Linked DNA regions of Homo sapiens: region 1 is linked to region 2. The links are chromatin contacts, found by Hi-C or POLR2A ChIA-PET in ENCODE. All regions are on one chromosome and are shown on one strand. The core of a region is the stretch at or near the end of the contact, and the rest is flanking DNA. Distances in the headings are between cores, read along the strand shown.

Evidence for each region. A loop is a pair of places that touch in the nucleus more often than their neighbours do. ChIA-PET counts read pairs that join two places held with the same protein, here RNA polymerase II (POLR2A). Pooled maps may share reads with other maps.
Region 1: a pooled map shows a loop between it and region 2 (5-fold over the local background). The contact joins the enhancer-like site here to the promoter of ADGRF1 in region 2. A Hi-C loop is called at or near these places in 4 of 168 maps with a recorded cell type or tissue (HepG2, PC-3, PC-9 and 1 more) and 2 of 50 pooled maps. POLR2A ChIA-PET finds 5 or more read pairs at or near these places in 3 of 52 experiments (OCI-LY7, PC-9 and activated T-cell).

Annotation. Positions count from the first base shown.
Region 1 is chr6:47,105,217-47,108,936 of GRCh38, forward strand. No RefSeq gene overlaps it. Among named protein-coding and RNA genes, the nearest start is that of ADGRF1, 65 kb to the left of the region's middle. Within about 2 kb of position 1,500, at least 2 of the 41 ENCODE cell types and tissues checked have a DNase peak (open chromatin) inside an H3K27ac peak, as active enhancers do; they include PC-9 and mammary epithelial cell, where a contact is called at or near this core.
Region 2 is chr6:47,041,037-47,044,779 of GRCh38, forward strand. ADGRF1 (adhesion G protein-coupled receptor F1) reads right to left here and starts at 1,296. Exons shown (of 15, transcript NM_153840.4): 1 at 1,155-1,296. RefSeq lists an enhancer at 3,209-3,743.

The DNA.
Region 1 (3,720 bases), core at 250-2,749, 64 kb after region 2:
TGGCTTGCTGAATATTCAAGAAACTGAGTAAAGGTTAGAACGAGGGTCTTTCAGCTCACAGTGCAGTGCCCTTTTTCACAATTCATTCAAGGGCCATTTTTGGCTAATGCCTTAAATGATGGGAACCAGGCTTTGAACTAGATCCACTTATTGAAAGGAGGGAGCCCTGGAATACCAGTTTTTATAAGAACCTTCCATGGAAGCTTCAGAATCATTTTGTACCCATGGGGTCCCCACTACCATGTGAGGGCATACTTGTCTTCTTTGCCAGGCCCAGCAAAATGTTGAAATGTATCTTGGGGGGGAACTAAATGCCCATGCTTTTGATGGCAATTCAGACTCCCCATCCTCCCACACCAACACCCCTGCCAGCCCTGGTGTACTGGCTCCAAACACTTTCACACAGTCCCCTTTGAGACAGCCCATGCCTCGAGTTGTCACAGCCATCCCCAACGGCTCAAGAGAAGAAGCCAAGACACCAGGTATCTTTGGTCTCCGTAATTACCCGCCGTGCACTGACAGGACAGGAAAGGATTCGCCATTAAAAGCCGCGTTTTAAAACAGAAATGAAGCTCATATTTCAGGAGAAAGAAGGAGTTCCGTTTCAGAGTTGGTTAGAATGAGATGCTAAAGGACATTGAAATGGAAATTTCAACAGACCACTAGAGATGCATAACTGCAGCTTGAGAGAGGAGTAAGGGCTGGAGACCCAGAGGGGAAGTCGTCCACAGCAGGGGATCAGTTGAGACTCTGAGGTGTTCATGGCCCAGAGGCAGCAGCAACAATGAGGCTTTGGAGCTAGATTACTCATGGATTCAAATTCTGGCAGCACTATTTACTTGGCATATGATTTTAGACAAAGTACTTAACCCCTCTCTGCCCCAGTTTTCTCATCTGTAAAATGGAGATAGTAATAGGACTTTACTTTTGAGGATTAAAGGAGTGAAAGCACATAAAGTTAAGCTAGAGGAGTGCCTGGCACATATAAATGTTAGCTAGTACGTTTCTCTTGTTAGTCTCAATATTAAAAGTTTTCAGTGGTTCTCAGGTCCCTCAGGGCAAAATTCAAATTCTTTTGCAGGATCTCTCTGTCCAACATTATGCCTTATTCTCAAGCCTCCTTCTCTGCTATTTGTCTGTTAGGGGTCAAATTGTGTCTTCCAAAATTCATACGTTGAAATCCTAACCACCAGTACTTCAGAATGTGACCTTATTTGGAAATAAGGCCATTGCAGATGTAATTAGCTAAGGTGAGGTCATACTGGAGTTGGATAGGCCCTTAATCCAATATGACTGGTGTCCTCGTGAAAAAGGGAGATTTGGAACAGACACACACAGGGATAATGCCATGTGAATATAAAGGCAGAGGTTGGGTGATAGGTCTGCAAGTTAAGGAACAACAAACATTGCCAGAAATCCACCAGAAACTCGGAGAGAGGCATGGAACAGATTCCCCCTTACAGTCCTCAGAAGGAACCAACTCTACTGATACCTTGATCTAAGACTTCCAACCACCAAAACAGTGAAACAATACATTTTGTTGTCTAAGCTACCCAGCTTGTGGTATTTTGTTATGGCAACCTGAGTAGATAAAAACAGTGCCTGTCCCTCCCCCATGCAGCTACAGGGTATGCCACCCCCCTCCCCGCCCCCCCCCCATACCTCCATGCCTTGGCACTGGCTGATTTCTTTGCATGGAATGCACCCCACCCCACCCCTTTGTCTGGCTTGACAAACTGCTGCTTGTCCTTTGAGATTTAGCTTAAGCATCTTTTCTTCTGTGACTCTTTCACAGAACTTCCCTTCCCAAAGCAAAATTGATCTCTTCCTCCTCCACCATGACCAACCAGGACTTACACATTCCTCTCATAGCACAAGCATGTGGAATTGCTGTGACTGGCCAGTACTGCCTTTGCCTGTAGATAAGATCAGGTGCGTCCAGGATGGTATGGCCGTAGATTGCCTTTGCCTTTAGACCAACCTTCCCTGCATACTCATTAGAGTCAACTAGCCTGATTTTTTTTGGTCAGATCCTACCCCTGAGATTCTGATCAGGTGGTCTGGGGTGGCGCTCTGGCAACAGTATCAAAGGCTATCATGTATTTCTAATGTGCAATTGAGGATAAGGACAGCTGTATTAGACAGTGCTTCCAAAGGACAGGGTTTCAGCCTTATTCTTTGATCTCTTATCACCCTGAACAGTGGCTGGCCATGAGTGAGCACTTAACAAATGTTGGTTGAGCTGGATAAAGGAGCCCAGGTCCTCTGTCCATTTTCTCCTTCTACCCTGTCCTCTCCATATTTAACCCTTCACCTCTCCTCAACAAAACACCTGAAACGAGACTCGTGGACAAATGCTGTCTCGAGGTCTAGAGAATTAGACTGTCTGAAATCAGCATAGGCTGGGGGAAGCAGAAGAATGTCAGTAGTCCCTTTTTTTTGTTTGTTTGTTTAAAAAAAAACAGAATCTCGCTCTGTAGCCCAGGCTGGAGTGCAGTGGTATGATCTCAGCTCACTGAAATCTCTGCCTCCTGCATTCAAGCGATTCTCCTGCCTCAGCCTCCTGAGTAGCTGGGATTACAGGCCTGCGCCACCAAGTCCGGCTCATTTTTGTATTTTTTGTAAAGGCAGGATTTCACCACGTTGGCCAGGCTGGTATCAAACTCCTGGCCTCAAGTGATCCTCCCACCTTGGCCTCCCAAAGTGCTGGGATTACAGGCGTGAGCCACCACACCTGGCCAGTAGCACTTTTAAATAAGGCAAAACAAGCAAACATGCAGAAAGCACTTATTTTAAATATCCATGTCCCCACCTTCAAATATCAAAAGCAGTCTCTTTTCTGTCTGCGAATGTAGGACGTGGGCAAATGGCTCATCAGCCCCGACTTCTACCCCCTCCATGCCTTTCCTTCCAGGATTTCAGAAAGGAAATGTAGTGCTGGCTTTATGTTTCCCCAGTGTTTTCAACCAACCACCCCTTTGTGAAAATGGAGTATGAAAAGATTTTGGAGCCCCAGTTTTTCCTTCTAGCATGTCAACATTTTTTCTCCCTTTCTCCTTCCTCTACATAAATACTAAGATGAAAACAAATGATAAAGGGCTATTTGCTTTCTTTTTCCTGAGGATAAAATTAATATATGCTCCTTACACAAAGTTTAGAAAATAGTTTTTAAAGGTAATAAAAAGAGCCCTTGGTAATTCTGCCATGAAGAATTTGGGGGCTGAGTTGGGAAGTTCACTTACGGCCAGGAGTTCGAGACCAGACTGGGCATCATAGTGAGACCCTGTCTCTACAAAAAAATAAAAAATAATTAACCAGCCATGGTGGCATGCACCAGTAGTCCCAGCTACCCACAAGATAGCTGCAAAGAGCTATGATCATGCCACTGTACTCTGGCTTGGGCAACAGAATGCAATCCTGTCTCAAAAAAAAAAAAAAAAACAAAAGCAGAGAGAGAATTAACTGTTAAGGTTTTTGGTATGTTTTTATCATAAATTACATATCTATATAAGGAAAATATTTCTGTAAATATATGTAATGCATGTATAATGTTTCCGTAAATAATATATGTAATGCAATTGTGTAAGAGAGAGAGGAGACAGAGAAAGGTAATGAAGCGTATATTGGCTATCTCTTGGTGGAGACATCTGTCCTCACACTGTGTTCATTTGTTTTTTACATATCCAAAAAATAAAGACTCAGCCCTACAATGCTTTAGAC
Region 2 (3,743 bases), core at 46-2,545:
TTGTCAGACTCCACAGGCATACACTCCTATTTCCAATCTTAACGCTTATTGGCACCATTTTACAAATGAAATAACCAGGATAAGACAACTAAATAATTTGCTCAATGTTTTACTACTTGTCAAAGGTTGAATAAAGTATTATGGGACCATTATTAGAACACTGTTGTCAATTTGGGTTATGGTTAGATAATGAGTGGTGTTTTCTTAATGACAACAGAGCATAATAAAAGGCTTGTGTTAATATTCTAACATATTAAAGAATGTACTTTTATTTATTTTTTGTTATTCTTGCCTCTGTTTGTAATTTCCAGCCCATGAATGCTATTATCAAGTTGAGCTTAATGGATCTCAGCATGAAAAAGCCAAGGTCATCACTTCTCCACACCTCTCCCACCTTGACCTTCTTTCTATATCTCCTTCGGTATTTTTCCTTCATGTAGTCTCTGGCATGGTACATTACATAGGCTATCAGGTTTACATAAATGGATTTTTCATGAAAACAAAGAAAAGAGAAAAGAAAAATTATATATTTTCAAGGCCTCTACTAAGAAAATACAGTGTGACATTTTATATTTATTTGGGGAAGTAGCAGGAGAAATGGTTAGTCAATTCTAGGGTTTTTTGGAGTCCTGGGAAGGAGTTAAATTGAGAAGTACTTCCTGGATATATATGGATCCAGGCAAAGCTTAAACTAATTCACCCTAAAGGAAAAATAAGCTTAATTCTCTCAAGCATAATTTTATTTTAAGAGATTGCAAGGGTTAACGTATTATGAATTAGTGAAAACCATATGACTGATACTTTAACAAGTATCTTTGGTGGAGCCCTTTTTATTCTAGGCAATCTACCTCCCTGGCACATCAGAACAATGGGGTTCCTGTGTTATCACAGAGGGAAGAGTGTGCTTTCAGTCAGAAAATCTGGAGCTTGAGCCTCAGCCAATCACCTCATTATAGTTAGTAAGCGGGTTGAAATCTGTTGTTTCTGCTCATTGCTTTTTCAACTCTGTTCCCTTATTTAACCATCTTCAGGAAATGATACATTGAAATCAGAATTTTTTTTTCAAGGAGAGAAAAAATAATCTCAGATTAACAGGTAGTACTGGTCATCGTAATACACGTTCTTAGTAATCAAAGTACAGTTATTGGGCTTACCTGGTGATTTATCTCTTCACACCAGAACTCGAGGGAGCCCTTCCTTCAGTATACTTGTGGCTCAATCACTTCTTATGCTGTTTGGAAAGAAAGTATCAGTATCTGAGCCACAGCAGCTCACTGGCATGAACACAGGCTCACTGATCCATCAGCAATTCCTGGCACGCATTACTGCCTGTGCAGGTAGACAAGCCTGGGACACACCCCCTTCAAGAAGGAAACAAAATACTTTTCTCCTAACTCCCCCTCCCGCTTAAAGTCACTATCAGGTCTGGTAAGAGGAAGGAGCACAGAGCTCAAGACTTAATGATTCTCCCAGCAGACATAAATGGGTGTCTGAAATCACAGAAGGGAAATGGGAGAGAAAAGCTCTAGGGGAATGTGGAACACTTTTGCCCTAGATCGGTTTACTACAAAATGCTACTCCATCAAATCTTCCTGTCCAACCTCTGAACACACTGGGTCATACCCTATAAAGCTGAAGGAATGCAGCCCTTCATGCATAATTCCAATGAGGAGAGGTGGGTAATTCCTGTGGGGCAGAAATAAGGGTAGATACTGTTTTTCCTTTTCCAACTTTTTTATTTAAGACTAAAGAATCAACTAGCTACTTTCCCAGATAAAACAACCTCAGACTTCTGGGTGGGGTAGTACCAAAGGAGCTGTGGCAAAAGACAGCAACAGGGTGGATGCTGGGGTGAATGCTTTTGGTGTGTTTTTTGTGCTTAGAAAACCTAGAGTGAAACCTGATTAACTTCTTTAGTAAAGATTTGTTTTCTTTCCAAGGAGTCATCCAGTTTGAAAACTATGAAAGGTCAAGATTATTATGTGCTGTATCTTTAGCCACATTGGCTCATAAATTACTTTTGGTCAAGGTAATGAGCTACTAACAACCACGTCTAAATTAGCAATTTGTAATTCTGTTATGGAATAATGAAGGGGATAATAATATGTTAATTCTCAAAAATGCCACTGAAAAGAAAGCAAAGGATGTCTCTGAATTCAATTAATTTATTAATTTTCTTTTGTTTCTTTTAAGCACTCCACGTTTTACAAATGACTTGAGCTGGCTTACAATGTTAATGCATAAAATAAAATAGTGTGAGAATAAAAATTTTAAAATCATTATAAAACCTCTATATAAACTATAAAAAAGGAAACTATAAAGAGTCAATTAAGAAAAGTGATGCAAATAATAATCCCTGAAATTATTGTTTCATAAATTTGAAACTTATCTCTAGGACAGAACTTCCTAACAGTTAAAGAAAAGGGGAAGCTAGTCAGGTACACTGTTCTCACAATCAGGAAAGAGGAAGCATCTATGTTTTCATGAAAGAGTAAGTAAATTCTAATAGAAACATCTTTTTTAGAGTGAACAATATTCCCGTCAACATTTGAGCTTCTAATTGCATGTTGAAGACCTTTAGTGCTATGTGGGCCTAAACCCAGTATGACCCACTTGTCTTCCACACCAGCTGGGCCACTGATCCCTATCATACTTAACATGATTGGGTCTGGGTCTAGCCCACTGAAAAAGTTATCAAGAGAATGGGGCTTACCTGACAAACCCCAATTGTCAGGTAGACTCAAGCTTCAACCATTGTTCCTTTGTCCCCCATCAGCCTGGGTGGAAAAAAGCTAATCTCATAATCTAGTCGAGTTAATTCCATTCTCCTTCTGCTTGTTTTCTGTAGGGTTTTGCCTGTTTCACAGTCCACCAATTATAACTGTAGACCAAATTTCAATTCCGAAAGGATAAAGACTTCCAGACATACATACTCTTACTCAGTAGGTCCAATGTCTAAAGTTTTAAGATGAGAGATGCCATCTTCTCAGTTCAGTGCCACCCCTTTCCTATTGTCTATATTAAATTACAAGTGTTTAAAGTAATTCACTGACATCCTAGTAAGAATGTGTTTATAAAATGGAATTAATAATCTACTAATCACTAGAGCAAGAAAGTGGCCATGGAATTGGGTGGAAACAGTTGAAATGACCAACTAGTGTGGAGTTTAAGGTGGTGAGGGCTTGAAGCTGAGATGGAAGCTCTGTTATCCACCTTTGGCTCATTGTGTCACTGCAGCCCAACAACTTCCTAGGGCCAAGGTATGGCCCTCAGAACCAAAGGAAACCCTACATTGTCTCATTAGACCAAAAACACTTTAGCAGACACTAGTAGGTGAGGCAACCGGTAGACATCAATGATTCCATGAGCACATTGATTTTGGAGAAAATCTGAATCCAAACAGATGAATGCATTTAATAGTCTTTTAATTCCGTGTTTAATAGAAGGAAGTCATAGTACGTCCAATATTCAGATTGTTTCATAAATAAGGTGTGTTTTTGAAACTGATGACTCACCAAAAAGCAGTTTACTCACCGCTTCTAATTTCCTGCTAAGAATCTGTTAGTGCACGCAACACTAAATTCCTCAGTACTTCCTGGTGAGTTTGAGGAGCTCTCTGGTCCTTGCAAAGGACACAGTGCAAAAGGAAGCAGCATGGGTTTATGCACTGTGGCAGCATTCGGACATCTTATTACCTTAAGAGCTCAGGACAAAGCCAACCTTCTGAGTGCAGAGCTGTGGAG